7 separate regions of the Homo sapiens genome follow, and all the other regions are linked to region 3. A link is an interaction called in ENCODE POLR2A ChIA-PET data of the cell type or tissue named here. Cell type or tissue: MCF 10A. All regions are shown on one strand. Each heading gives the region's core, and the rest is flanking DNA. Links, peaks and the distances in the headings are about the cores only. Region 1 has its middle 200 kb from the start of VGLL3. Region 2 holds the start of CHMP2B (charged multivesicular body protein 2B). Region 3 holds the start of VGLL3 (vestigial like family member 3). Region 4 has its middle 190 kb from the start of VGLL3. Region 5 has its middle 6.8 kb from the start of LINC00506. Region 6 overlaps VGLL3 (vestigial like family member 3). Region 7 overlaps LOC105377196 (a long non-coding RNA gene).

The links. ChIA-PET counts read pairs that join two places held together with the same protein. Peaks named below come from ENCODE experiments on the same cell type or tissue, not always from the same donor. Only the 100,000 strongest peaks of a DNase experiment are listed, where the experiment ranks them.
Region 1: POLR2A ChIA-PET joins it to region 3 with 20 read pairs; 5 of 35 experiments call an interaction of 5 or more read pairs at or near these places.
Region 2: POLR2A ChIA-PET joins it to region 3 with 11 read pairs; 2 of 35 experiments call an interaction of 5 or more read pairs at or near these places.
Region 4: POLR2A ChIA-PET joins it to region 3 with 10 read pairs; 5 of 35 experiments call an interaction of 5 or more read pairs at or near these places.
Region 5: POLR2A ChIA-PET joins it to region 3 with 12 read pairs; 3 of 35 experiments call an interaction of 5 or more read pairs at or near these places.
Region 6: POLR2A ChIA-PET joins it to region 3 with 34 read pairs; 5 of 35 experiments call an interaction of 5 or more read pairs at or near these places.
Region 7: POLR2A ChIA-PET joins it to region 3 with 14 read pairs; 4 of 35 experiments call an interaction of 5 or more read pairs at or near these places.

What each region holds. Positions count from the first base shown.
Region 1 is chr3:86,791,360-86,795,728 of GRCh38, forward strand. No RefSeq gene overlaps it. Among named protein-coding and RNA genes, the nearest start is that of VGLL3, 200 kb to the right of the region's middle. In MCF 10A, for the core only: no CTCF peak of the experiment used is centred there; a DNase peak (open chromatin) is centred at 2,592.
Region 2 is chr3:87,224,966-87,229,287 of GRCh38, forward strand. CHMP2B (charged multivesicular body protein 2B) reads left to right here and starts at 2,344. Exons shown (of 6, transcript NM_014043.4): 1 at 2,344-2,591. The coding sequence starts at 2,558. MIR4795 (microRNA 4795) reads right to left here and starts at 1,312; the gene lies at 1,224-1,312. RefSeq lists enhancers at 1,796-1,935, 2,046-2,105, 2,196-2,245, 2,296-2,365, 2,436-2,555. In MCF 10A, for the core only: no CTCF peak of the experiment used is centred there; DNase peaks (open chromatin) are centred at 2,276 and 2,736.
Region 3 is chr3:86,988,583-86,992,951 of GRCh38, forward strand. VGLL3 (vestigial like family member 3) reads right to left here and starts at 2,567. Exons shown (of 4, transcript NM_016206.4): 1 at 2,036-2,567. The coding sequence starts at 2,161. In MCF 10A, for the core only: no CTCF peak of the experiment used is centred there; DNase peaks (open chromatin) are centred at 2,019 and 2,759.
Region 4 is chr3:86,796,858-86,801,226 of GRCh38, forward strand. No RefSeq gene overlaps it. Among named protein-coding and RNA genes, the nearest start is that of VGLL3, 190 kb to the right of the region's middle. In MCF 10A, for the core only: no CTCF peak of the experiment used is centred there; no DNase peak of the experiment used is centred there.
Region 5 is chr3:87,080,304-87,084,672 of GRCh38, forward strand. No RefSeq gene overlaps it. Among named protein-coding and RNA genes, the nearest start is that of LINC00506, 6.8 kb to the right of the region's middle. In MCF 10A, for the core only: a CTCF peak has its summit at 2,704 (motif pointing left); a DNase peak (open chromatin) is centred at 2,688.
Region 6 is chr3:86,935,332-86,939,700 of GRCh38, forward strand. It overlaps VGLL3 (vestigial like family member 3), which reads right to left. Exons shown (of 4, transcript NM_016206.4): 4 at 2,642-4,369. Among named protein-coding and RNA genes, the nearest start is that of VGLL3, 54 kb to the right of the region's middle. In MCF 10A, for the core only: no CTCF peak of the experiment used is centred there; a DNase peak (open chromatin) is centred at 2,070.
Region 7 is chr3:86,920,600-86,924,968 of GRCh38, forward strand. It overlaps LOC105377196 (a long non-coding RNA gene), which reads right to left. Exons shown (of 6, transcript XR_001740802.2): 1 at 3,832-4,369. Among named protein-coding and RNA genes, the nearest start is that of VGLL3, 68 kb to the right of the region's middle. In MCF 10A, for the core only: no CTCF peak of the experiment used is centred there; a DNase peak (open chromatin) is centred at 2,572.

The sequences.
Region 1 (4,369 bases), core at 205-4,204, 200 kb before region 3:
TGCTGTTGTAGTGCGAAAGCAGTCATGGACAATACATAAATAAATGAGCATGGCTGTGCTCCAATGAATATCTATTTATGGACACTGAAATTTGAATTTCATATAATTTTCACATGCCATGAAATATTATTCTACTTTTGATTGTTTTCAACAACTCAAAGTTACTTTGTAGTCTGTGGGCCTACAAAAATAGATAACAGACTACATTTGGCCTGTGGTCCATAAGTTATCAACCTCCGACCTAGCTTAAAAAGTGAGAAAATACTTTGGAAATGTATTGTGACTAAGACATGAAATTTATTGCTATGTTTTGTGGTATGGACTTTACTTAATTTCGGTGATCTAAGGTTATTAATATTAATATTAATTCTCTTTTAAGCATGTCACAATGGGGTTTGATAGATCCCTCTACTTTCTACCCCTATCCCTCAGATGATAACTATATAGATAGCTATTATTGTCTTCTAGATTGTTATTGTGTTGTTCGTATGAGCCCAGTCTCTAACCTCCAGCTTAAACAATTGGGCTTTTTGTACCCTATAAGAATCTATAAAGAGGCAATTCTCAGAGTCAATTCCTTTCTGGCAATTATTCAAGGATCTTAAGTAATAGTTATTTCTTGTCCCATAGGGGAGCAACTGAGTGTTAAAACCTAGATAGAGGCCGGGTGCGGTGGCTCACACCTGTAATCCCAGCACTTTGGGAGGCCGAGGCAGGCGGATCACGAGGTCAAGAGATTGAGACCATCCTGGCCAACATGGTGAAACCCCATCTCTACTAAAACTACAAAAATTAGCCGTGCGTGGTGGCGGGCGCCTGTAGTCCCAGCTACTCGGGAGGCTGAGGCAGGAGAATCGCTTGAACTGGAGAGGCAGAAGTGGTACTGAGCCGAGATGGCGCCACTGCCCTCCAGCCTGGCAACCAGAGCGAGACTCCGTCTCAAAAAAAAAAAAAAAAAAAAGTAAAACCATTCAGAATCATTGCAGGTCAGTGTTAAAGATGATGTGAAAAATTAAAACAACAACAACAACAACAAAAACCTAGATAGAAAGAGAAGTGTATGGAACATTGTTCTAAGCACTAAAGAAGTACAATTCACAGCCCACAGCCCATCTGGTAGGCTAGTTGCCAATAAATCTCTATGGGTAACTGCAATTCTGGAAGACATCCACAGCCTTCTAGATACCTTACTACTTTCATTCATCTGACTTGCCAAGACTTTGCAATGCCAATGTTTAGATGTATGATATCATGAGAAGTAGTATAGGTGTTTGGACAAGTGGTACAAGTTATCATGAAAGAAAACAATTAAATCTAACTGGGATCACTTCTAGTGGAAAGGGTACCTGGGTAAAAGGAATGTCCCAGTAAGGCGGAGGTTGCAGTGAGCTGAGATCGTGCCACTGCACTCCAGCCTGGGTGACAGAGCGAGACTCCGTCTCAAAAAAATAAATAAATAAATAAATAAATAAATAGGAAAAAAATAAAAAGGAATGCCCCAGTGCCCCAGTAGATATGAAATAATTTAGAGGTTCCCCACATCCATTTTATTTTTCAAGCCCAAAAATGCTTTAAAATAAGCTGGCAAAACATGTGTTTGCCTTTTACTTATGAAAATCAGTGTTCATTCACCGTTATAAACTAAAGTTTACCTGTTACAGTATGAAAAGCCCTCTTTTTGACATTATCAATTTTAAATTATAGAGACTAAGAAGCATTAATTCATTCTCTAGATTGAGACATTTTTCTCATGTTTCCTTTTCCTGTGAAATGAATGCCCGCAAAATTCACTGCCCTAATTTATAATGCTATACAAAGGTTATATCTCATCTATGATGTTTAACTGTAAGCTACAATTCTAGAAGGTAAACATCAGTTCAATAAATAAATGACTATTTGAGGTGTACGTATATAATTGGAATATTTGTTGAACATCGGGTGGGTAAACTAATTATTTTTAACCACACATGCCACACAGCAAATGGTGTTATTTAATATTTGTTCCTTTTAATTAGTTTTGTATGCTTTTTAAAATTGTTATGCTTAATTTTGCAATCTAATACAAATCTTTTTTGAAAATAAACAGAGGTATAACAATATAACTAAGAACATAAATTTAATTTTGTACTTCTATACCATTCACCTCTAATGCCAGATATGAGTATGTGGAACAAGAATATGCCTCATAACAGTGGTAATGTGATCAGTCCAAAAGCCAAAGTCAAAATGCACATACATTTTCTATTTAATAGGTTTGAAGGCAAAAATCTTTTTCTTCCCAAATGGCTTGTATTTGAATTTAGTCTTTTTTTTTTAATTCCCTTAATATAATTGCCTTCGCACACAGCACAATGGCTAATGCCATCACTTATTTTACATTTGTTTTGCTTCCTGTGTTGAATGGACAATCAGTGTTTACGGATTAGCAGCAGTTGTAGTCTTCTGACTTTTATTCTTTCAAACTCTTTCAAACTGGCGAATGAGCAGCACTTTATGTTTGTTGCTCTGGCATTCCTGGAGTAGCTAGGACATTCACAGTGTAAACCACTGTTATTCATACTATAATAATTCCTTTGCAGTTAAGTCATTACTAGTGATCATAGCAGGCTTGTAGTACAATGCCTTATTTGGGAATGTCATGTGAGATGCCCACAGCAATACAAAAAATAAAGGCCAACTTGTCTGGCTGAGGAGGGATTTATCACTAGCCCTCTGGCAGAGGAGTCTTTTGGGAAGTATTATGTGCTCCTGTGGGGTGGATTATATGATCTGAAATGGAGCAGGTGCTCTGAGCCTCAAAGTAAAGGTGCTATGAAAACCCAGCCACATGCCATTTCTTTTATAATTTATCAAAATTCCAATTGTATTTTCTCTATGCACAAAGCTTTAGCAGAAATTATTTTTCTAATTAAAATATTGACCAATGTGAGCATAAATAAGCAAAAAACACAAAGAAACTGTGGAAATTTCTCTAGACCCCTCTCCCTACTTACCTTCCTGCTTAAAAGCAAACTCAAAAGGCAAATTCACTTTTTCAACTACAAATCTTGTTCTCAGTGTCTGTAACTTGCTGTGAGAGCATTCCTTTTCAAACAGCTGTTTCAAAGGAGACGTAGGATGAGGGCTTTTCATTGTCAATCCCAAGGGCCTCAAGACTTTAATATAGGCTGCCCTAGTGATGAATTTAACACCTTTTCTACTCCAGGCCTAAGCCCCATCTTAAGAGAGAATTTGGAATTTTTAAAGAAGTGGCTCCAAATAAAGAAAAGCAGCAGAGGGAAAGAGAGCAAAAGTGAAAGTTCCAGAACTATCTCATGAACGACCTCAAGTCACTTTTCCCTGTGTGTTTATGTGTGCATGCCTTTACTATTTTAATTAAAAGGAAATAATAATACCCTATCCAGTGAGTGCTAAGAGAAGAAATTATTATTCAGAACCAAAATTTGTATAGCATTGTACTGCTTACAAATCTAACATCTGTATATTTGACCCTCACACACACATGATGAGATGTGGTAAGAATGGACGTAAGTGAGAAAACAAAGCATAACAGAGATTAAGTGAATAAGCTAAGATCACATTATATATACATGCTAGTTTTTTCTTTAACTAAATAGCCAGTGTTCCTTTCAATACACCTAATATGCATTATCAAATTTTTAAGTTATTTCAAAAGAAAAAAGGCTTAAATACAAACTAAAAGCTCTTTCTAGTGCAAAATAATGTTTTTTGAATTTTCTTAGTTGCAAGAACTGGCAAAAATATTTATAACATCCTCCAAACTGCTTGCTCTAGAGAACAAACTAGAAAATTCTACAGGCTTTCTGAGGAACTCAAGAAAAAAACAAGGTTATTTTCCCACCCTGTGGAGTTGCCAGATTTTTGATTCAGATAATTTTTAAACTTCTGAATAAGCATGAAAATAAAGATCCAATTAATAATGTTGACAAGAATTGGAGTGATGGTACCAACCACAGTCACTCAGACCTGCGGTGCTAATATGCCATAATCTTGTGCTACATTTCTGCTCTGTAGTATATGCCCTCCAAAGATGTCTATATCCTAATCTCTGAAACCTGTAAATATTCTACCTTATAAAGCAAAAAGGAATTTGCTGATGCATCTAAGGTAAAGACCCAAAGGTGAGAACCTCATCTCAAATTATTCTGTTCGGCCAAATCTGAGTTCTTAAAAGCAGAGGACCTTTCCCTGCTGGGTCAGAGATAGAGATTCAACAATTGAAGAAGGGTCAGAAAGATGTGAAGTTTGTGGCTTTTACGATGGAAGAAGAGGCCTAAGAGCCAAAAAATGAGTGAGGGCGGGCTTTAGAAGCTACAAAAGATAAGGAACTGTATTATCCTTTAGAGAC
Region 2 (4,322 bases), core at 323-4,322, 240 kb after region 3:
TACCCAGTCTGTGGTATTTTGTTGTAGCTGCACAGAGGGGCTAAGACATTACGTGCCAAGCACTACTTTGAATGTTTAACATATTAACTCATTTAATCCTTGCAACAGCTATTAGGTTGGTGCAAAAGTAACTGTGGTTTTCGCCAATTACTTTTGTACCAACCTAATATATGAAAGGTGGGCTAATGTTATCTCTATCACATATGTGATGAAAGAAACACGGAGAGCTTCAGTGAACTGGCCTAGGTCTTAAAACTTAAAAGTCACAGAATTGGTCACAGAACTGGGCAGTCTGTGTCCAGAATCAGCACTCTCCAATGTTATGCTATCTTTCTTCAAAAGCTGAACAAGGAGAAGAATGCACCCATTCAAATTATAACCCGAGGTACCCAAAGATGAAAAAATGGCAAATATTTCAGTTTCAGAGGAGGAAACTATGTTATGAAATACTCCAGAAAACAACATATATTTAAGTGTATCATGCCCTTTAAATAAGGAGCGATATAATAATACAAAATGTGTACAGGAGAAATGTGGCCACCAACTAATCAGAATGGACTCTAGCTAGACTGGTGCAATCAGCTGAATATCAGCCTTCTTCAAACTATGGGAGAACAAGCTATTAGAGTACTGAGTTTAAATAGTAAATATTTCTATTTTGTCTTTATTGTAATGAACAAGCCCTGTCTTTAGCTCCTGCTGTGCACTTTTGGAGGGTCTTCCATATGGTTGCTCCTAAGTATTTTGGCATTTTCCCAACTGTTACAATTGGGTCAGTGGGGGGGATTGTATAGGAGTAATAAAACAAGGGTGACTGCAGCAGGGAGGAGTACGATTACTACACACATAACAGCTTATTGCCTCTCATGCGTTCAAGCACAGCTCTATGCCATTCATTACAACAGACAGCCAGGGCAAACTGCCATAGAGCTCACTCCAGAAAAGGCCCGGTCTTGAGTGCAGAGACTAAATCTTCTCACTTACATGTCTTCCTAATGTTTCCTTACTTCATCTTCCCATATCGAGAATAACTTGAGGAGAAGCAAAACAATTATATCTTGCATATTACTACGTCATTCTTAAGAAAGTTTTCTTGAACAGACTCTCAGCTAACTTTTAGCAGCAGCAGCAGCATTATCAGTGGCTATGAGGGCTTGGATATCTCAGGAGGGGAAAAATGGGAAAGGCTGGCCTGATTATCATAAATAATAATCCTTGAGACATGATTCATAAATCCAGAAGTGGCTAATAATATTGACATTATTGTTATAGTGTCAATATTATTAGCCACTTCTGGATTTCTTCCATATCAGAGATAATATTTATGAAAAAAAAAATGCTACCATTATTTTTATCCTGTGGAAGGCAGTGTTGCTTTAAACAGTAGAGACTATATACAGGTACGCACGCATAGGTTGTATTTTCCATTTTATACATGCAAGGATTCTTTAAATAATTCATTACATTTTTTCTTTAACATGATATGCAGTTTTTCACAAAAAGCCCAAATAAACGGCTGTGAGGAATTCTAATAGGATCACCGTATAGCCATGACACTTTATGATTCATGATTTACAAGAAATTAAGAAATAGAGCTGGAGACATTTAGACCAGCCTACAAATTTGTGTGTGTGTGTGTGTGTGTGTGTGTGTGTGTGTGTTTTAATGTTTCCAGGCAAGAACCTTAAACAAAAAGTGTAGCATTAAAAAACTTCCCTTCGTCCTCGAGACCCCCCCAACTCTAGACACTGGATCCCCGGAGACCCACGCTGGGTCGTCGGAGTCTGGAGCCGGGGGCGGCAGGTGAGCGGCTAGGGTCCTGCAGGGGTCTGCGCGGTGCGGGGGAGGTCGCCGAGTCAGTCAGTGCCGAAAGGACCGCGAACTCCAGGGGCCAACAATCACCGGGTACGGAACTCAACGTTTCCGCCAGTTCCTGGATTACTCGAGTAAAAACAAACAAACAACAACAACAACAACAACAAAAATACTAACAGCAATGGGACCGTAATAAATCAACTCGGAGTGGGTACAGGCGGTTCCGGGACAACCCACACTTAGTCTAGGAGCCCGGAGATCCCTCATCCAGCTTTCCCCGGGGCAAGGGGTGAAGCGCTAAGCAAGGCTGATCACTGTCCTCAATCATCACCCAACCCGCGCACAGAAGCCGTGGCCCCACGCTCTCCTATCCCCGCCAGCTCCAGACTCGCCCCGCTGCCAACTCCCGGTGCAGGAGGAACTGGCAGCCGCAGACGTGAGGAAAGCGGCCGCGGCTTCAAACTCCGTAGTGCGCAGGCGCCACACAACGCGCAGGCGCCGCCTAGAAGTGACTTCTCCAAAAAGTGTGTTAGTTCCCGGTCACCTGAGCTCCGGGTGACGCGGCTGCGGTAGCTGCGGATACAAGCCTTCCGCGGGTCCTGCCTGGCGACCCCGACCTCCTCCTGCTGTCTCTCCGCTCCGCCACCCCGAACCCGCCAAGGTCCTGTCCTTTTCCTCCTGTCCTTTGCCAGCGTTGGGCCGGACCGGGCCGAGCCGGGCCGCCCGGGCGCAGTCTTTAACCATGGCGTCCCTCTTCAAGAAGAAAACCGTGGATGGTGAGTTCCAGGCCGGGCTGAAGGGGCCCAGCTCTGCGTTTTCTCGGCGTCTTTCGAGGCCTGCTGGCCGCGATTCTGCCTACTGTCCCTGGAGGCGGGGCTGGATCAAGTGGTCCCACAGGTGACCGCCCTCGCGGCACCACTTCTCTGCCTCCCTCTTGCTTCTGACTCACCTCACCTTAGGCTCACCTAGGCAGTCTGGTTGCTTCCCTATCCTCACGATTCCCCCACCCTCGGGTTTTCCTCAGCAGGATCCTGAGCGTTTCGAGGAGGCTAGCTGGCCCTTGAGTGTCAATAAACTTGGAAATCTGATGGATTTCTTGTTGGTTTCCTCTGCTTCGATTGTTGCTCTTCAGTTGGGCGATATACTACTTGTAGGCATCCATACAGGAAACTGGCAGTCTCGGAATGGGGAGGGAGGGGATAACAGGCTCCAGTTAGGAAATGAAGTTGGGTCTGGGTCAGTTGCTTCTTTAAGAACACCCCATCAGTAAAGAGATGTGAAACAAATGCTTTTTTGATTAACCCCAGTAGAAAAATAAACCCAAGGGAAGTGCCCAGATTTAGTTTTCATAATGGATTTTTCTCCCTTATGATTATTTTTTGCCAACTAAAGAAAGAGATGGGGTATATATTGTCTTCATAGAAGTTTAACATGTAAAGATAATTGTGTTGTTTCCCGCATTTAGCTTAATATCATCTTAAGCGGGGAAAAAAGTGAATGTAAAGGAATGTACAAGTTTTATGGTGCTCATATGCGATGCCTATAATGTGTTTATATAACACTTGATGTTTTCATTGATTGCTACCAGGAATTAAATTCATTCAAGTTATTTAAAAATTGTGTTCCCCATTATATGTTTAGTCTAGGTTGTTGCTGGTTCAACCAAAGAATCACTTCTTTGTAAGGGTCTAATTCTGCCACAAAAGGAGCAGTGGTAGCTAGACAGTGATTGGTACAAATAGGGTGCTCAGTCCAGACCTGGACGTAACTCCTTCATTCCTTTGTGTTGACTATTCCAATGCCAGCAAAATTATTTTGGGGAGGATAACAAAGAAGTCATCTCTGCTCTGCTGCTGTACACTTCATTTCAACACATAATCTACTTTACCTCTAATTTATCAGATGACATAATACATTTTTCCTTACTCTGGGTGACTGAACATTTTTTTGATTTATTGACTTTTTATTAAGTACCATTTGCAATACCTGGAATAACTACCAACTTCGTATATTAGGTGATACAGTGATGTGAAATGGATTTTATGTGTGCTTTTCATGAGAATGCTGCTTAATCTTTAATATGGCACTTTATTTTTTCAGTGTTTTAGCTGCCACTGTTGTGAGCTTCACTTATTTTACAGTACTCCAGGGAGTGGGGGTGGGGGAACGATTTATTTTCTTTTTGCTTGAGTTTTATATAGTTACAGTTTTTTTTTGTTGTTTAGTTTTATATAGTGAGAATTTACTAAATGGAGAAAAAATGGTTTCATCTCCTTTACTGTGATGTTACAATTAGAGTTAATTTTTTTTTAACAATAAAAGCCAAGCATACTAGTTTTAATCGCCTAATACCTGTCAAATATTTTCAAAGACATAAATCTCAGTTCTGTGCTTCCTGGTGCTTTTGGAAATTTAGTGACTATTGTACTTGAAGTGTAGAGGAGAGAAAAAAAGACAATGGGGATGTGCAATGAGTGTTTAACTGTATACTCATTTGCAGTTAATTC
Region 3 (4,369 bases), core at 146-4,145:
AGTCTTTTTTTTTTTATTTCGTTAGCCAGTTATGGTCAAACAGTTTCTTTACTTGACCAAAAAAAAAAAAAAAAAAAAAAAAAAAAAAAAAAAAAAAAAAAAAGAAGAAGAAGAAGGAGAAGAAAAAGAAGAAAAAGCAACATGAAAATTTCCAAGCACCTCCCTATGGCTCACTCAGCCTAACATCTAGTTAAGCAATGTCTACAAAAGCCCAAAATATAGAAGTTGATCATTATGTAACCAATCAATGTAGATAAATTGTTTTCTTTTTAAGAAGCTCAATGGTCAGAGTTTTCCTGATTTTTATTTTATTTTATTTTTTACTTTTTAAAATTGTTGTCTTCAGTATGTTGACGGTTTTAGCAAAAGAAATGAATTTGGGGACCGAGTCTCAGGGCTATTGCAAACATTATATAAAGTACTGGAGTCATTTCTTATTGAAAACTTTTATGATTGGCAATTTGCCATTTTCTCTGATACCGAATGTTATTTTCTAGCTCAAAAAAAAGTGTTACAGTATTAACTCCACACCACAGATTCATTAATTTCACAACCCTAAAAAATAAAGCCATATTTGAAACAACTTCTACTAGTTTGTTATTTTATAAAGGAGGAAAGTATCTTTCTGAACATGTAGAGAAGTTTTAGTTTGTTGCTCATCCACATTCCAAATGATAATTGAAGACCTCTGTAATATCAGAGATGCTTTGAAATGCTGGTGCTGCTGAATATTTTTTTTAAGAGGATAGCAAGAAAGTAGGGCTCCTTCCTCTTTTGCCCTAATTGGTTCTGGTTAAGCTGGTACTATTTAGCAGATGAATCTGGGGCATGTACCCTTCCAGAATTAGCTGAATTTCATAGTTCCTAAATTCTAAACGGAAAGTTAGATTTCTTTCTAAAGAGTAGCACTGTAATTCTAGCAAAGAGACAGAAGTAGAGGAAATACAGAAAGTAAAATGTCAGATTAATTAACAGCCCAAACCTAAGAAGGTTTGCAATAAAACATGTGGTACCTAAGAAAGTAAAAAGAAATAAATCAATATATTCTATGGATGGTAATTTCCTAACCAAATCTAGTTATTTTTTTTAAGTTTCTCCAAATCCGCCCACCCTAATTCCCATAGTCTGAGGTGGACTCTATTTTGGTACAGCCCTTGCCACATACATTTTTTATTTTAATGTAGCACTAACTAAGCCTTGGCACACTCTCCGTTGTATCCAGAGAGTAATGTCCAAGGGCGCCTCGTGCCAAATTCCCCAGAACTCTACTGTTCCTTCTAAAGTAACTATATCATCTCCTCAGTTCACGACCCCTTATTATGGACATCTTCAGTTACTCTTGGAAGAGTGGAGACTCAGCATCCAGAGATTCAAGGTAACCTTTTGGCCGAGGGACCCACTGTCAACAGACTGAACACGTACAAACTCTGTGCTTTGCTGGAATTAAAAAATGAATGAAGAACCTTGGAATCCATCCCTGTCCTCTAAGTCACAGTCACCGGGAGAAAGATTCTGTGGAGAAGTTCTAGTAACACCCGATAGACATTATGCTAGACCAGTGTTCCCCCATGAAAGTCCCAGATCATTTCGTGAACTCACTCTCCAGGTAGCTTCCCCTACCTCTGTCAGCGCACTTCATCTTCCTCATCAATAAAACCCTGAAACATTCCATCTTTCCAAATAAACAAAATAGTTGGTTGAAAGGAAGTTTACTCACATGGTCCTAAGATAGATGCCCTTGGTGAGCTTCAGAGAACTGAGTCCTAAGAGCTAGGGTGCCTAGGAGGAGCAGCCTCTGAGCTCCGGTGACCACAGCTCAATGAAGCCCCCAGCTAGGTCATGCCTCACCCACCCGTCCACCCTGCTGCTCTCCCTTCCCGGCTCTCTCGGGATGGCTTTCTGCTCAAGGACGCTCCCGCAGATCCCAGAGCATCCTCTGCGCCACGCGTGCCGGCGGGACGTCGCCGAGCCCCAGACCGATACTCTCGATGCCCTTCGCCCCCGCCCCCAGCAGGCTGCCCGTCCGGTGACTCACCTGCTGGCCAGGTTGGGGCGCCGGCTGATAGTAGGCTGTGGGGCAGGTTGTCGCTGCCATGGGGTTGGGCAGATACTGGGACGCTCCATAAGGCTGGGGGTGATACATCACCTCCGCACAACTCATGGCAGCCGGGGCAGTGGCGGCCCCCGAGCTGCCGCCGCCGCTCTACGCGCTGGCGCGAGGGGCGCGGGCGCCGCCGCCGCCGCAGCTGCCGCCTCTGTCGCTGCTCCAGCTGCTACTGCGGCGAAGGCGGGTCCTCGGCGGCCTCGGGCTCCGCGCGGGGCGCGGGGTCGGGAGGGACTGGCAATCAGCGGGGGCCCATGCGCGGGCACCTTCATCTTCAGCCCCTCCGGATGTTCCCTGCCGCGCTTATATAGCGGCTCAGGGACGCAGCCGCCCGCTGCGCCGCTGGGGCATTACCGCGTCCGGCTCCCGCGAGGGCTGCGGCGCCCACGGCAGCGCCAGTCACAGCCACAGCCCAGGCCCGGGTCGGGCAGCCGTGGGGAGCCCAGCTCCGGTTTGCATATACACAATGCACGCCCGGGGCTCGTCCTATCACGGGTGCTCCCGGCTGTGCGAGGACAGGGAGGCGGGGGCAGAGGGAGGGGGAACGCCGGGGAGAAGGGGGAGCACTTTGCCTCCCCAGGCTCTGACGCGGAACTTTGCAAAGTTTCTCCAACTCGCTTTGCAGCGGGCGGGTCACCCTGCAGGGGGACCCCGGGGAAGGCTGGCTGCGGATTGGAGCGAAGTTTGCAGCCCTCTCCGCCTCCCAGCATGGGATGGTGGTGGGAGGGGAATGGTATGCAGAGGCTCCGCGCCCTCAAGGCTCGGCAGGTTCCCACCCTGTCTCTGTCACCTGGCCGCCAGGGCGAGGGCTTCCCTACTCCAAGGAGATTTTACAGGGAACACCAACTCAGAGGCTGGGACCAAACAAAAGCCGAGTGTACAAAGGGGTAAAACAGAGCAGGCGCAGAATACACGGGGATTAGCTCCTACATTAAAATAATCATAAGTGAAAGTTAACATCTCTGCAAGTGCCCACATGCCAAGAATGCAACACAGTTTTCCACAAGCAATCTCTGCTTTAAGTTTACATCTTCATGGTATGACACTGCTGTGAGACGTCCACCATTTCTGGCTTTTACAGCCTGGTTTTCACAGAGCAATAAAGGGTAGTTGATTAAGCCCATTCGCTAATAAAGGTTTATCTCTTTGCAATTGGATCTGACCCTCTCCAAAATGGGGAAAAAAACGTCTGTGAGAATATACTTGTATTCTGACATAATCAGTAGAAATAATTATACTCACATTATTTTATTTATTTTGAGATAGGGTTTCCTTCTGCCGCCCAAGCTAGAGTACAGTGACATGAGCACAGCTCACTGCAGCTACCACCCCCACGCTCAAGAGATCCTCCCATCTCAGCCTCTGGAGTAGCTGGGACTACAGGCGTGCATTACCACGCCCAGGTAATTTTTTTAATTTTTTTTTTTATAGAGAAGGGGTCTTGCTATGTTACCTAGGCTGGTCTCCAACTCCTGGCCTCAAGTGATCCTTCTGCCTCGGTCTCCCAAAGTGCTGGGATAACAGGCATGAGGCACCGCACTGGGCCTCATTTTATAAATGAGCAAACTCTAGCTCTGAGATTCAGCAAACATATCTCTCCTTATACGTAGGCATCCTCTTTTATGACTCACAGCAATCTCTCATTTTTACAGTCTATCTTTTCTCAGAGAAAAAGTCAGTTTGAAAGTCAAATGCACTAATGTTTTTATAGTTTGAATTATGTCTTCCCAAAAATGTATATATTGAAGCCCTAACCCACAATATGGCTGTATTTGAAGACAGGACATATAAGGAGGTGATAAGGTTAAATGAGATTTAAAAGGTTGGGCCCTAATCTAATAGGACTAGGTTCCTTATAAGAAGAGAAAACACGCCAGAGATATCTATGTCTCCCCCAAACCCCACTCCCTGTCTCTCTGCTCTGTCAAAGAGGAAAGACCATCTGAAGTCATAGTGAGTTACCTACAAGCCAAGAAGAAAGGTCTCACCTTGAAACCAACACTGACCACACCTTATCTTGTGCTTCTATCCTCCAGAACTATGAAAAAATTAACTTTTTTTTTTTTTTTTTTTTTTTGAGACGGAGTATCGCTCTGTTGCCCAGGCTGGAGTGCAATGTCACGATCTCGGCTCACTGCAACCTCCTCCCGGTTCAAGTGATTCTTCCGCCCCAGCCTCCCGAGTAGCTGGGATTACAGGCACCCGCCATCATGCCCGGCTAATTTTTGTACTTTTGTAGAGACAGGGTTTCACCATGTTGGCCAG
Region 4 (4,369 bases), core at 226-4,225, 190 kb before region 3:
GAGAATAACATTGAAAATCGTTGATGAAATGAGAAGTTGCTGTTACATTCGTAGTTAATGTTGTGTATCATGTTTATGGTGAATTTTCTGTCTTCACATATGCTTGATTTGGCTGGCTCAATGGTTACATGTCATTCTTGATCCATTTCAGTCCTGCTTTAAGACAATAATGAAGTCTTTATTTTACATGTCACATTTTCAGCAATATATACAAACACATGAAAGGATTTGTTCCGGAACATTGAAATATTACCAATATTCCTCTCACTTACTCCTTACACTGATGAAATTCACAAAACATGTGACACAACTAACTGCTCCTGGCAAATATATATATGTTTAAGAAAACTATTGCTTAATTTTTTTTTAATACTGGAATTACTATGGCATGGTCTATAACCTCAATTTAGAGTTCAAGTTACTCCATGGACTCACTTGCCTTTCGTGTTTCAACAAGTTATTTTTTTTTAATTTTATCTGAAGTGTCCATAATTTGGGGAATTATTTTATAGTAACTAAATTCATAAAACTCATTTGTAAATTAGAATGTCAATAAATTAATGCACACTGAGAAATGTGTTACCTTATAATCTGAAACAATGAAATTGACTAGTTGAAGGTTTCTCACCTCTGAAGTAAGGGATGGTTGAGAGAGAAATCTAATCCATATGAGAAGCCTGTTTTAGCTAACCAGTTTATTCTTCTGCACTGACAATGTCTTTTGAGATTTTTCTGGTGTAATCTCCCACATTGAGATAATGACTACTATGGCCAAAGATGTCAAACCCAGAGTATCTAGGAAGGACAATGTAAACAATGTTGGCATTAAATATTTCTGGTGCCTGACTTTTTACAAATAACCAAGTGAATAATCCATTCAGAGTTAATCAAGAGTTGAATGAAAATGAACTATTATAAGAACTTGACATTGAAACAGATTTAAATAACTTCTAATGGGCAATTCACTGAGCAAAGCATAGATTATGGAATATAATAATATAATCTTTTAAATATTCTTTAAAAATATTTCTGAGATGTAAATATATTAAAATCAAGCCTCGTGATCATGCTGTTGATATTAGTAATTAAAGCATTTATATTTGTATATTGAATTGTCCAAGATCATACAAACTGTTAATCTAAATCTATGTCCAAAGCTCTTCCAATTACACCTAAAATAAAATAAATAAAAATTAAAACTGTTTAATCTTAATACCCAGTATCAGTGCACTAGGATAGGCTGGCATACCTGTCTCCACCTGCCCTAAAGGTGGATTGAAACACTTTCTTGCACAACATGTGAGCTAAGTCTGGTCGGTTGCTTTTTCATGTTCTAGATTTCATGAACATGTATCTATTTAATATATTGCCACACTAACTTTAAATGTAATGTGGTACAACTGATTTGTTTATACCTTACCTCATACAGTTTTATTTTACTCTTGCTAACATGAGATGCTGTAGAAAGTTTAATTTTCTCAATCTATTGTCAGTTATGCCTTCTTGTGATTATAATAGTCTCATGCTCTTATTGCCTCTAAAACACCAATAGGTGATATTTTACTCTTTCCCCATTCCCCTGCTTTTAGTCATAATATTACAACATGCCCCCAACAGCCACAAATATATTTTGAAGCTGTAATTTTTCTATAGCCATATTTCCAAGATAAATATTTTGGAAACATAAAATGATAATATTAAACCACTCACACACACTTGCCATCTTCTGCCAGCACTCATTGGGTTCCCTGAAGTCCCTTGATGGGATTTGTAAAGTGGTCTAGTCCTACCAGCAGCTCTTTTGCAACTATTAGCGTCAGCTAGCTACCATATTGAGAGCTTATTGTGCATAATATTACATATAAAAAACATCACATGTATTTGGTTTATTTTAAAAGGAAAGAACTAAAAGATCTAGAAATATTAATTAGTATGCCAAAGCTACCAAGTAGCAGAGTCAATTTGGACCTCAGGAAGTTCTATCCGCTTGTGGCTTCAAAGTTCACCTCACTTACTCCTGCCCTCCTCCCCTTTAGCACCCCCTACATCCAGCCAGGTGACCTTCATGCCTTAAATGCAACAGGCATTGTCCTGCCTTTTCTAGTCCATTCTTTCTGCCTAGAATGCTCTTTCTTCAGACACTAGGATGGTGAATAGCCTTATCTCCTCCAAATTTTTGTTCAAATAGTCCTTTTCCATGATACTAAATACACACCCTATTTAAATTGCAACTTTGCCCCGTCCCCCACATCCTGGCACTCCCAATACCCTGTTTCTTATTCTTCATTCATAGCTGTTATCACTATATGCTTTTTTACCCACATTGGTCTAATATAGTTTAAGTTCCATAAGGGGAGTTTTCTGTTTTATTCTTTGGAGAGGAATCTGTTTTGGAAGGGAGTTTTCTCTTTTATTCTTGGAGGGGAATCTGTATTGTTTACTTATGTATACCAAATGCCTAAGGCACATAATAGTCACTCAATAAATGTTTGTTGGATGAATGAATACATGAATAATGATCCCTGCCCCCTTTTCTCTATGTTCTTTCTGATATTCTAAAATCCAATGAAAAGTTTTACAACTGTCTTCATAAAGAAATCTTCACATGGATTCGTTTTTTCTCTCACTAATTAGGAAGCATCTAAACACAGTGATGTCACCTATCTTTTTTTCCATACTGAAAATAAGAATGACAATTAGAGTTTCTGCATTAACCTTCTGTGAGCCAGGGTCTTGTGAGTATGTCTTGACATTTTGCGGGGGTTGAAAATGGCTAATTGTGGTTTATATAAAGGGAATTGAAAGAGAATACACTGATGGTACAAACATTACAGAAAACAAATGTGACTACATTATTCCACAGTTGCAGATTGAACCTAACCATAGTCAGTTGCTCACATAAGTGTATGTGAAAATTCAGGAAGAATTCTGCCTGAAGTATTGAAAGAATTCTGCAAAATATTAAAAGAATCTTATAAAAACTTGTGTAGACAGTGTGGGATGGACCTGTACCTCTTCATCACAAATGTGTAAACTCCAAGCTTCTATTTCTCTAAATATAGTAATTATTTTCCATATGAATTGTAGAAATTTAGTGTGATATTATTTGATACAATGTAGGACCTGTATTCCCTGTGATCGCCAAAAGATATGGATTACTTCTCTGCATCCTATTGAGCACTGACTGCTAATAAATCATTTGAGATTTTACGGCCATGTAGAATCACTTAATTCAGGGTGCTGTTAATCAATATGAATATGATTAAATATTTTCTCTAATATGGGTTCATTAATAATTTCTTCAAGATTATTTTCATTCCATAAAAGTGACAGAATTTTACTTCTTATTTTACAACTATAGTAGACATCTGTTACTTATTGGTCACCCGGCTTTAGAAGCATTTCTTAGGATTGAGAAATTCACTCCCCACAGTAGAACTTCAAAGTGTCAACAGTGACATTCCCAGATGCTCTTGCAATAAAGATTCAGGCACGTCATCTAGATTTTTGCCAGTCAGAGTCCTTCATCCCAGACCTTGAAATTAAACCAATAACCAGGAGACTCAGAGTCAACAATGGAATTCTTCTTGATGCTGAGGAGCAGAGGCAGCAAAGACAGCATCTGGTTTTCAAAGGTAGTCGTAGTATCAGGCTTAGCCCTGGAGTCAAGCTGGCAGGGTGGGCAATGTGAATGGCAGTATTCAGAGACAGTGGTAGTGACTGTGGTGTCACTACCAGTTTCTCAATGATGTTCGGTGAATAGCCTTCAAGCTTTGTTCTCTGGCCTTTCCCATGATTTCTAGAGCTACCCCATGCCTTCTCAATAATTTTTCTTAAGTTTCTGTTTCTTTTTCTTAAAAACCTAGTTTCTAATAAATATTAGATTAAATATTAGATTCTAATAAATATTTACTAGAACATAATCATTAACATAAAACAGTGATAAATTCATACTTCCATGTACTAAAATATTTGTAACCTATATTTATGCCACATCCAACATCTTAAATCACTTCTAATTTTACTATTTATTTAATATTTAAACATAACCTAGTAAAATTAAATGAGCAAAGCAATGTACAAATGATGTAATCTGTAATTATCAGTCTTATTGTTGTCACCAATATAATTGTGGAGCAAGTTACAGTCTTTATACAAGTTTCGTAAACAAAAAAATTCTATTAGGTAATCTGAATTTAATTTCTATAAGTGTGATCACCTCTAATAGTGTACACAACTAGATTCTATTGTCTGCAAATATTAAGCCTTTAAAATAGTGGGGAGAATACTAACTGGGACTCAGGAAATTCTTTTTAAAATATTTTCATACTTCATTCTATAAACCAAACATTCCTTCTGACGAAAGGTC
Region 5 (4,369 bases), core at 278-4,277, 92 kb after region 3:
TTTATGGAGTATCTTCATTTTATTGTTGATATTGCTGAATTTTGGAGTTAAATAGCTTGTACTGCATCATATGATGAATATGAGCTCATGTTAGTCTGATGCCAAAACTGAATGAATAAATGAATGAATGAAACAAATGGGTTATTCAATCAAGTTAAGCCCACACATGACAGAGGAAGAGATAGCCAGATCCTACAATGGATCCTGCTCTCTGGCTTCTAGGTATGTGCTTTTCATGTGTGAAGTCTCTTTTACTCACATTCTAGCTCTCTTGGACCAGGAAAGATGGAAACAATGACTTGCACCACACATCACATGGAAGTACAAAGAAAATGTTTGTTTCCAGAAGCATATTCATGAAATCTAGTCTAAACAACAAAAAAAAATTATATTGTTTCCTCTTTTTTAAAAAAATGCCTCGTCAGCTGTAATCAAGTAAACAATTCACTTTTATATATCTCTTAAAAATAATCTAGGCCGGGCTCGGTGGTTCATGCCTGTAATCCCAGCACTTTGGGAGGCCGAGGCAGGCAGATCACGAGGTCAGGAGTTCGAGGCCATCCTGGCCAACATGGTGAAAACTCATCTCTACTAAAAATACAAAAATTAGCCAGGCATGTTGGCACATGCCTGTAATCCCAGTCACTCAGGAGGCTGAGGCAGGAGAATCGCTTGAACCGGGGAGGCGGAGGCTGCAGTGAGCCAAGATCGCATCATTGCACTCCAGCCTGGACGACAGAGCAAGACTCCATCACAAAAAAAAAAAAAAAAAAAAAAAAAAAACCAAACTTAAAAGCCACTTACTTGTGATTGCTACTTTTTAAGTTCCTTCTCTACAGTGTCTTAAAATGTCTAATCAGTTTTATAGACTTATATAATTACAGTCTCAAGGATTGAAAAATTTAAAAATCTTTCATCACTTCAAACATTCGGCAAAATCCTTTTCTAACTATAATGTCATTCTGTTTTGGTGCAAAGTTAGACTTGTTCCCAGAGTTGGTAGGCAAATTTTGATGGTTTTGAGGCTTTGTATGGTTTCCTTTTTTTCTTTGTTTTGAGACAGGGTCTTACTCTGTCACCCAGGCTGGTGTGCAGTAGTGTAATTATAGCTCACTGTAGCCTCCAACTTCTGAGTTCAAGTGATTCTCCTGCCTCAGCCTCGCGAGTAACTGGGACAACAAGTGCGCACCACCATGCCAGGTTAATTTTTTAAAATTTGTGTAGACACAGGTTCTTATCATATTGCCCAGGCTGGTCTTGAACTCCTGGCTCCAAGCAGACCTCCAGCCTCAGCCTCCCAAAGTGCTGGGATTACGAGTGTAAGCCACCACACCCAGCCCTCCACATGTTGTTTAAAAAGAAATAAGTCTTCCATGCTGAGATCTCACGGTTGGTGTGCTTTGGAGCAAGCTGTTCTCTCACAACGGTGTCTCTACCTTTCCTTTGAGGGGCATTTGAACTCCCCTCTCAGCGCCTGCAGGAGATTGGCTGTACCTAGCAACAAAATAATCTGTGCAGTCCAGATTGCAAAGAGGATGGATCATTCAATAGGTCCATCCATTACATGTGAAAAGATGTTCCTTCAGGCAAGCCTACCAACAAATCCTATATTTTAACTATTGTACTGACTCTGTTAATTTATATGTCTGTAGAGTTTCAGAATCCTCATCACATGGGCCTTTTAAATTTCCACTCTTCTGCCTGGAATATTCTCTCTTTAAATCTCATAAGGCCAGCTCCTTATTCAGTACTCAGTTCAGTTTCCCCCAGGAGAATCTTACCTGACCATGCCAATTGCACCCCAGTTTTCCCATATTTCATCATCTTCTATTATGTTTTTTATAACGCTTAGGACCATTTGAAGTAATTCTGTAATTTATTTATTTCTTTAACAGAATGTAAGCCTCTTGTTCACCACCAAGGTAACATCTAGGCCATAAATCAGCCAATAAATTTAAGAGAAAAGAGGCATTTTAAAAGACTGTGTTTTTCTAAGTTCTCATAGCAACTTGTCGAAAATTCTACTATATAATTTACTATTTGGAAATATATATATCTAATATTTTATATATACATATAAATTATTCCATTAGACCCTTACCTTAAAGAATGGTAATATTCTATTCATTTCATATACTGTATAGACAGTGTCCATCAAATATTTGTAGTTTTATTACATCTTTAACAAAATATAGTTGAACATAGCTATGTTTTAAGCAGAGCTGTGTTTTAAGCCAAATTATATGAATAATTACCTCTCACTGATCATGTGGTCTTCAAGGTGTTTTACTTCTACTAAAATTTTCTTAGTTCTTTGAACTTACTCTGTGTCCAAGAATGTGTATGTAAAGATAAAACTTAATAAAGTACCATTTCCTCCATCTCTTCACATTCTATATTTCTTTTGATAGCACTGAAATAAGGAGATCTTCACTAAATAAAATAAATTTCTGTGCTTGGCAACTAATAGAAAAGTGATAATAAATAATACCTATGTTACTAGTGCTTTAACTATTTTATATTCTATGTTTATGTTCTATGGAAACTCCATAGAGTTAGACAGGTTAAAATGTAGAATTAATTTTAAGTCACTTACTTTATGGTATAGAAAATGTCCTTCCTGATTCTGTGTCAAGAGGTGATTCCGTGTAGCTTGAGTGCTTTTGGATTCAAGAGGTTAAGAGTGACCTCTGGTGGCAATGGTATTTCTCACTCACCCTTACTCTAAAGGGGAGAAAACTGGCTTCCAAGATTGCTTTCCACATTCTAAGACTGACAGAGTTTATAGTTCAAGAGAATCGGTCATAATCAGTCATACGTAAGTCAATGTTTAACCTGCTTTTTGGGGGTTGGGGGTGGAGAGGCAGAAGGCAGAAGAAACCTTCGTCTCTAGTATTCGCTTATTTATTGGGTGCAAAATGTCTTTGGTGTAAATGCCAACCACGGCATTTCAAGCCATGTCAATGAGACATTCCTGAACACAGGGTTGCAAAAAAACTGGTTATCATCAGCTTTAGCCAGTGGGTGCAATCTGGTTCCAGCACACCATTGGTTGAAACCCTTTTTGGGGGCCCTTTACAACCCTCTCCTTGATACATATTCAAAGCTAGTCAAACTCACTGACAGCAGTGAGTTTTCTGTTATCATTATGGAGAGAACAATGCCTCCAGGAAGGAGAGTGGCTGGATAAATACAGGATCCCCAGGTAAATTTGAATAGCAAACAAAATGGCAATTTTTTTATTATAAGTATATCACAGCTATTACATGAGATGTCTTTATATTAATTTTTTTTGAGATTCACATTTAACTGAGCACATGTATTTTCATTTGCTAAATCTGACAATCTTAGAAGGATCACAGAATGAAAAGTTTAAGAGAAAATGAAATATTGGCCAGGTTTAGCAGCCTGTAAATGCTCTCAACTAGTGCTCTACAGCTGGTGGAGATCTCAACCAGTGATTCTAAATGATTTACACATGAGACAAGACAGATTCCCTGAGCCTTTGAGGCACCAATGGCAGGGCTAGGGTGTTCAGAGCCCCCAGCTATCATCACGTGCCTCTAGAGGCCCAGTCCATATCTCCCAGGGTAATGTGATATTATCCCATCTATGTTTGTCATTGCTTGAGGAAGGTTGGAAGGTTTTCTTCTACAGTGCTTGTTCCTTCTCTCTTACCTCCACTAAGGTCTACCCTAGTTGCCAGACACTGGTATGGCTCCAGACAGAATGTTCATAGAGTTCTCCAGTCTGGCAACATGATGGGGCTCAGCCATAGATCCACTGATGACCATGAAACTCTACATCACCCTGGTCCATCCTGGTGGCATCCCTGACTGGCCATTGAAGTTTCTGCCCTTCTGAAGGAAAGAGAGCACATCTTCGAGATGCTTGAGGTTCATAAAAAGGAATTTTCAGGAATTGAAGCAACTTTAATGAAAGCCAGACTTGAGAACACTTTAACAGAAATACAAAGACCTGGAAATCTCCAATTCTTTATGTTGGCTTTTTAAAAGTTACCTAGAAAAAAGACTGAAAGAAGAGAAATCTCAATGTTTAGAACAAGCTGGGCTGATAATAAATGTAACAAGAAAGACTCAGTGTTTTAATGGCAAATGGTGCATCAAAACATTTAAAATTTCAAGTAGCTGCTTCAACTACATTTCAGCTAAAACACTCTTCATTATACATCAGCAAAATGAAGCACAACTTCAGACATTAAAATGCTTTGATAAAAATTCTAATCATGAGGAAAGTATGAAGACTTTTTTATAAGCAGAAAGATGGGAAAGAAGAGTTAGTGAACACTAAATGAAATGCAATGCTATAAAATGCAAAAGTGGTATGGAACAAGTTCTAAAAGTAAAAA
Region 6 (4,369 bases), core at 265-4,264, 53 kb before region 3:
TAACTTTCAGCTCCTTAGTATTTATGCAAATTTCTGCAGCCGGCTTGAATTTCGCCTCAGAAAATTGATTTTCCTTTTCTATCACATTGTCAGGCTGCAAATTTTCTGAACTTTTATGCTCTGCTTCCCTAATAAAACGGAATGCCTTTAACAGCACACAAGTAACCTCTTGAATGCTTTGCTGCTTAGAAATTTATTCCACCAGATACTCTAAATCATCTCTCTCAAGGTCAAAGTTCCACAGATCTCTAGGGCAGGGCAAAATTCCTCGTCTTTTTGCTGAGACATAACAAGAGTCACCTTTGCTCCAGTACCCAACAAGTTCCTCCTCTCCATCTGAGACCATCTCGTCTTGGATTTCATTGTCCATATCACTATCAGCCTTTTGATCAAAGCTAGTCAACAAATCTCTAGGAAGTTCCAAACTTTCCCATATTTTCCTGTCTTCTTCTGACCCCTCCAAACTGTTCCAACCTCTGCCTGTTACCCATTTCCAAAGTTGCTTCCACATTATTGGGTATCTTTTCAGCAGTGCCCCCACTCTACTGGTACCAATTTACTGTATTAGCCCATTTTCGTGCTGCTGATTTCATACCCGAGACTGGGCAATTTACAAAAGAAAGAGGTTTAATGAACTTACAGTTCCACATGATTGGGGAGGCCTCACAATCATGGTGGAAGGCAAGGAAGAGCAAGTTACATATTACATGGATGGCAGCATACAAAGAGATAGCTTGTGCAAGGAAACTCCCCTTTGTAAAACTATCAGATCTTGTGAGACTCATTCACTATCACAAGAACAGCACTGGGTCCCTTCCACAATTCTTGGTAATTATAGGAGCTACAAGATGAAATTTGAGTGGGTGCTCAGGGCCAAATTATATCAGTGCCCTTCAGAATGAACTTAACTGATGATTTCCTCAATTACTGAAAAGTTAGATTAATTAAAGAGCAACAACAATATTTACTTAGTGATAAGTAAATTAAATACTTAATTCTAGTAACAACTCTGTGAAGTAGTTTCCTTTAATATCTTCATTTGATGGCTGGGCTCAGTGGCTCACGCTTGTAGTCCCAGCACTTTGGGAGGCTAAGGCAGGCAGATCACAAGGTCAGGAGTTCGAGACGAGTCTGGCCAGTGAAACCCAGTCTCTACTAGAAATACAAAAATTAGCTGGGCATGGTGGCAGGCACCTGTAATCCCAGCTACTTGGGAGGCTGAGGCAGGAGAATCCCTTGAATTCAGGAGGCAGAAGTTGCGGTGAGCCGAGATCCAGCCACTGCACTCTAGCCTGGGTGACAGAGCTAGACTCCCGCTCAAAAAAAAAAAAAAAAAAAAAATCTTCATTTTACATACAGATGACCACACTGTGACTTAAAGAGGTGAAGAAAATTATCCAAAATATACAGCTTCTAAGTAGCATTGCTGAAACTCAACCCCCATTTTTATATTGCTAACAGCTTCTCAAATAATGCTATCTGCATATTGCTATTTGTGAGAATCACTTGAGGTGAATTCATGTAATACTCATGATAGATCAATGACTTTCATTAAATATTGGTTCCTATTTCTTTGTATTTATATAGCACTTTATTTTTCCCAAATCAGTTTAGATTTATTTCACTTGATCTTCCTTGGACAGATAAACAGAAATATAAGATTAAATAATATCAACAAATCACCAGTGGAAATGGTCCTAGGATGTGGGCCTTCTCTCTTCATATTTGGTACCTTCTTTCCTTCAAACCTTCAATTCTTCAAGATACCATAAGAAGAAACTTTGAATTTTAACTTTTCTTGTGTCCTCCCTCCATTTTCGGGCTCTGAGGAAAGGCATATGAAAATAGGGCATATGCTTATTTTCATAAAAGGATGAGTGCCTTGATGTTACAGAACCTGATAGCACACACTTAAAATGATTATTTTGCCATCTTTGGAATCATCATGGCTGGAGGGCCACTCACAACAGGACTTTTCCTCTTCTTGCAATGATAAGCCTTAATGGAATCTGGCCTGCAGAGTGTCTGGGCTGTGTGTGAGCCTGATGTCAGATCAAGTCCAAGCAAGTTCCCCGAAGCTCAGGCTTTACAACATCGTGTAACTCAGAAACATTCCATCAAGCCACCACCCACCTTTTCCAGTGGGAATCTACTAAAATGATTTTCTTGGAAGCAGTGTGGAAGTAGGGGGAAGGGTGTTAAATTTGTGCTTTTGGAGTGGATTGTAGATGGGTGAGTGGGTGGAGAAAAGAGCGGGGGGGGGGGCGGGAATTAAAAGCAAAGATGGAAAAAATAACCACACTGCCACCAAAATATTCTGCTCAAGGATGAGGGAGTTCACCCTACAGCTGTTAGCGCTGTTCAGCATATTTTGCATATTTATATATACCAAGTATTTCCAAACAGCCTTGTGTTTGTTTTAAAATCCCACACGGAGATGTCTGGTAAAGCTGTCACTGCAGAAACTTCATGGTGAAGTTTGTAAGACTACTTTCAAAATTCTTTATATGCATCATAAACTGAGCAGAAGAGCTATTGTCATTAACCACATTATAGAGAAATCTAAACTAATCTGCCTACCCATCAGACAACACTCAGAACAAAGCACCCATGTTCTAAGACAAAGAAAGAACCTCGTTGATTGAAGCCAATTTTTTTTATTGTTGGTGTAATTTGTTTAACACAAAATGGCACATAGCATGATATCATGTCACCCATTGATCCTTGATTAGTCCTGAAGTTATCAAAGTATGATTTTTCTTTATTTCTGTTGACTCTAATCTTTGACTTAACGATATTTTCCCAGACTTACTGAGTTATAATTGACACATAAAAGTTATATATATTTAAGGTATACGATATGATGATTTGATATAGGTAAACATTGTGTAATCATTATCACAATCAAATTAATTAATACAACCATAACTAGAAGTATTTTTTGTAAGAAAAATGATAACACTGGACAGATTTTTCATGTAGCCATTTTCTTTTGGAAACATAAAATACCACAAAACCATACATAGCTCATTTGAAAAAGATTCTTAAGCTTTCAACAGAAGGAATAGGGGAGTTTAAAGCTATATTTTCCTTTTAGCAAGATCCACAAGAAAGGATAGAGTGTCATGCTTAAAGGGGAACAGATTTTGTATTTTTTGGCAAGATATTAAATCCTCTGTTGCTATATTTGGCTCTCTGCAAATAGTCTCTTGTACAAGTGCAAAGCAAAGATCAATGCTGATGTTCTTCATTCAGTCACAGCCAAACTTGGTATGGAAAGTAAAACAGTTGTGCTTGAGTGTTGTTTCGAACAAAGTCTTGCAGCTCATTTATTGATCAGCAGCATTCCAGAGTATGGATACCTTCTTTACACATTAAATCTATCAAAACATGTTTGCTTTTCCATAACAGTTTTCCACTGCTTAACTGATAGCAGATGGAGTGATTCAATCTGGACAAAAGTGTTAAAGCTTTACCACGTCAATGTGGTCATATTTAGCTATTTAGTCAAATGTGTATAAGCAGGTCAAATAAGATGCTTGGAGACTTAGGACATCGCAAGATGGGTCTAAGTTCCCAAAAAAGGAAGCAAAACAATTAAATCCTACTTGGTTGTCCCCAGAGAAAACACACTTCAGCTAGGAAGAATCTGCACTAGATGACCTGTTCTCCACCCCCTAGACTGCTCATCTTACATAAGTAACACATAACCCTTTGGATTCTGAAGCACTATAATAACTACATGAAACATTTGAAATAGTGACAGGAATTTTCTTTACATGCAATTATTTAATGAATGAAGATAAACCCCCACACAAATGCCAACGCAAACATTATGACTTGCTACTCCCAGTGAAATAGTCCTTCTCGATTACAAGAGTGATAGAAAATGATGGAAGTCCAATACTAATTGTTGTAGGTAGAATAATGGCTCCAAGTCCTAATCCCCAGAACCATTGAATATGTTACTGTACATGGAAAAAGGGCCTTTAAAGATGTAATTAAGAACCTTGAGCATGGCGCAATGGCTTATGCCTGTAATCCCAACACTTTGGGAGGCCAAGGCAGGCAGATCACGAGGTCAGGAGACGGAGACCATCCTGGCCAACATGGTGAAATCCCGTCTCTACTAAAATACAAAATATTAGCCTTGTGTGGTAGCACGCATCTGTAGTCCCAGCTACTCGAGAGGCTGAGGCAGGGGAATCCTTTGAACCCGGGAGGTGGAGGTTGGAGTGAGCCGAGATCGCGCCACTGCACTCCAGCCTGACGACAGAGCAAGACTCCATCAAAACAAAACAAAACAAAACAAAACAAAAAAACAAAACAGAACAAAAACCTTGAGATGAAGAGATTATTCTGGATTACA
Region 7 (4,369 bases), core at 137-4,136, 68 kb before region 3:
AGCATGTACGAGGCCCAACTACAAAGTGGACAAGAGTGACATTAAAAATATCAGCAAGTGCATATCCAGCAAAGAACCAAAGGTCGGAGGAGTCCTCCCCATTGTACCTCTCACGAAATTAAAATAATACAAAACTAACAGCCACCACAAAGACATGTGAACATTCCCTTTTCTCTGTCTGAAAAGCTTAACTTCATAGCAGGTGAAGTAGGAGGAGAATATCTGAACCTAAATACTGCTAAAAGAGACAGCTTATTTAGTTTCAAATTAGATACAACTAAAAGTTAATACTTTTCTCCTTACCAAGGAGTGAAGATTTCTAGGAAGACAGGCATAGTTATGGATTGGATAAAAGAGGTTTTATTTCCTCTGTGACCAGAATGAGATTGGGAAAGAATAATGAGAGAGAATAGAGGTATTTCAAACTTAGAGATTCCTTTCCAGTTGTGGGAAGAGTTTCAGAAGAAATCTGAAAAAGTTTAATTAATTTACCCAATGGTACAGCAAGTGAATGCGCTGAAATTTTTAGTTTGAGTTCATTTCTTGACTGTGCATCACCTCATGGCCACTTCCCATGGGAGGAGCCTGAGGATGATACCAAGCACTTCCCATAGTGCTTATGAGGCTTTAAAGAAAAGAATTTCCCAGTTGGCTTCTGGAAGTACTGCGCTAGATGGGTGGAAGGAAAGCTCTGTAGAATGTTACGAAGCAAATGTTAACCCTCTCCATAAAAATGGTACCAAAAAACCCAACATAGTTTATTAGCAAAATCTGGATAGATAGAATCCTTTTTAAAAACCCAATTTTATTTTTTACTTGCCTAAAATCAAAAAGGTTTTATATAATAGTTTGGGGGTCATATTTACCATTATTTTGCTTTCCAAAACAGGTTTGGATTTATCAGATGTGGTCTTTGCTGCTTTGGGATACAACATTTTCAAATTGTATTGTTTGGATTAAATCTAAATGAATCACAAATATATATGTAAGGTAAAAATATCAAGATTCTGGTAACTAGTGTATCAACTGGTATATTGATATTAATAGCTCTCATATTAATAATTACTCTGACTTTTAGTAGCCATAAGGCTTACCAACAGTTGAAGTACTTCTGTGATGTTCTTGGACAGCCGTCAACATTACCAACTCATTCCCAACTCAATTGACACAATGGAGAAAGTCAGACCCTACTTAGCCCCTACTTTTACCGATTCTTAGTACAGAACTAAATCTGTACCCTGTGCCACAAGAGTGTGTGTGAGACCAACCTCATATTTTCTACTTATAAGCTCTTTCTTTTGCCTTTTGTCTACCTTTCCATTAGTGCCTCTTCTTTTTACTTTCAAAGTTGTAACGGTTAAACTACTTTCTTGTTCTAGCTCTGAGAACTGCATTGTATTTCACCCTTTTGTTGAAAAGGGAAATTGACTTTAAATGAAAGGCAAACAGATACTACTCAGTCATGATAAATGGTGAAAATTAAGCCCACAGAACTTTTATCTTTAAGCATATTTTTACCCTGACATCTTGAAAATATTATATGATGCAACTATTTCCACAAGTATTTTAAAACTGTTTTTCTGTTCCAAATAGGACCTCAAATTATTGCCATCATCATCTTTCCATGGACTCCTACTCTGCATAAGGTGCTCTAAAGACATTGTACCTACTGAAAAGATATTGTACATGACTAAGATCAAAGGATCTTTCTCACTGAGAGGCTAAGAGTCTATTTAGGGAAATTGTAGAAGCACAGAAAAATTATAATCCCAGGCAAGATTTATTTACCATGTGGGTTATAAGATCAGAAAGTAATGAATGCTATTCATAGAGTAGAAAATGGCTTTGAAGAGTCTTAAAAGATGAGTAAGATTGAGGCAAAGGAAGTCAGTGTATCACAGCACCTTCAACAGCAAGTGTGTGGTGCGTGCCTGTGTGGAGTTGGGAAGGCACATGGCAAGCCTGGGAAACAATAGTAGGTCATTTGGGCCACAGTGAGGAATTTTTATATAGAATAATTTTTCTCACTAGTAAAAACTAGAAAGAGTTCTGAAGGAAGAGAAAAGAACTCCCAAGCATCAACAGAGATACAATATAAATAATGGCTGCGAGATGAATATTCTTGTAAACAAAGATTTTTGTATGTCTTTTTTTCCTCTTCCTTTTTAATGGGGACTTAATGTTCCAAGAATCCACTTGACTTTGGCAAGCTCTACCAGACACCAAGTGATGGCATCTTTAATTTGTTTACATGAAACAGAAAAATAGAAAATAAAAATAAATAAATAAAACCTAGAATGATTTTCACTTGAAAAAGCCAGAAACTGAGAAGTGAGTGGGTGCTGTATCCACTGTGAAATTGATGCTGGTATCTCTAGAAGGATCCTATCTCTGCTGTACAGGTTAGTTTTGTCGTGTTTCATAAAATGTTCCAGTCCTGTGACATATTGGACTCTTTGTTCTTTTCTCCTTCCCTTCAAAGGTTAAAACAAGCAGGGGAGGTTGGGTGATGATCATAACAGAAAGAATGTGGGCGTAGGAGGTGTGAGGAAATCAGTGCCTGGGGCCTGAGTTGGTTCTTCCCTGAAATGATTGAAAAGCACAGTGTGGCTTGATGACCAGAATGAACAGCAAAGACTTTGAGTAGAATCTGCAGTCTGGGCCCATGGGAAGAGTGTTCTGCAGTGATGAGTCCAGCCATCACTCACTCACATTTGCCAAAACAACCAGCCGTAAGAAGGATGCCCATCTCCCCCCAGGCCCTGCTTGTAGCTTGGATGTAGTGTTGCCTGTTGCTAATGAACCACTAGGATTGCCTCAAACACACCCTGACAGCTGCAGAGTTTTCGGTAACAGCCCTAATTCCACTTTCTCTTCCATCTGTCTACAGATGGTTTAAATTTGACCCCTTTAAAAAAAAAGTATCCTATTAAGAGGCAATTACTGTGCTTGTAGATTTCCCATAAAAAATGACAGAATTGTAATTTGCAAGAGAGTCTGGTAATTGTGGATTATGTTGAGAGTTTGATACTCATTCTGGACATGGAGGTTTTGACACTATTTGGGGCTGGATTGCTAATATTCTATTTGGAATAATTCTGTCAATCATAACGGCATAGATAATAGTCAGAAAGTTCAGCCATAAGCACAAAAAGAAGTCAGTCCTTTCAAAACCATTAGCACTGATTTTATTTTTATTTTTCAAAATATCTTTCAACTACAACAGGATGCTACAACACCAGAATGTTTCTGTTTATTTTGTGCCATCTGGGTTTCCATGATTAATTATACAATTCTTCTTTCTACAAGAACTTTCTTCTGAAAATTGCAAAGCAGTTTCAAGATAGTACTTCAATATTCATTATACTTTACGTATTATCTCAGTGTGAATGTCAGAACCAAGCTAATTTAGGAGAAATCAAAATGTAAATAGGTTTCTAGAATATTTCAAAGAATTACAAATCTTAGAATCTTTGCAGTCTTAAAGTTTGCTTGTCCAAATCTCTCCTTTGCTAGGGGCAGGGAGGATCACCTTGCCCTGAGTGACCAATTTTGCCTCCCAGTGAGCCAGAAGGAAATGCCAGTCCTACTGATGCCCAGTTTAGTACTATGCACTTTTGACACCTAAGTGAATAAATCTTTCTTCTAAAATGAGTCTGTGCTTTATAATGACCGAATTTCTCTCTAAAGATTTCTGAAATAGAAGGATTTTCATTTTAACATATCAAACCAATACTTTAAAGCACGTGCTTTGTGCACTATGTTGCAGAGACTACAAAGAAAAGATACAGTCCCTGTCTCAAGATGCATATTATTGTCTTGGAAAATTACCTTGAGGAATCCAGGCCTTCGAATGTGAAAAGGTATTTAATATTGGGAGGTTGTGCATGACAGAAAGTGAATGGTACAGTTGATATGGAAGTGAGTAAGGCTTCTCCTTGACTTTCAGCAGGTGCTCTGCAAACACTTGTTGAGTTGCATTGAGCTGTATTCACTTGGAGAGCAGCTTCTCTATGGGAAAAACAATGGGTTTGATCAACAGTGTTAACTACTAATTTTTAGTAAAAATTCTGTAGGTGGGGCTGAGTTGTGGATATTTATTTATATCTATTTCAATGTACAGTGTGACTAAAAAGTGCTACGCTATGTGTTTATTCTAAAAAATTATGTTGAACATGATTATATTAATATGGGGGGAAATATTTTTTAAAATAATTTTCTAAGTCTTTACCAGTAGGTTTCTAATTTGTGACGGCTGATTTATGTGTTAATTTGGCTAGGCCATGGTACCCAGGTATTTGGTCAAACACCAGTCTAGATGTTTTTATGAAGTATTTATTTAGATAACATTAACATTTAAATCAGTATT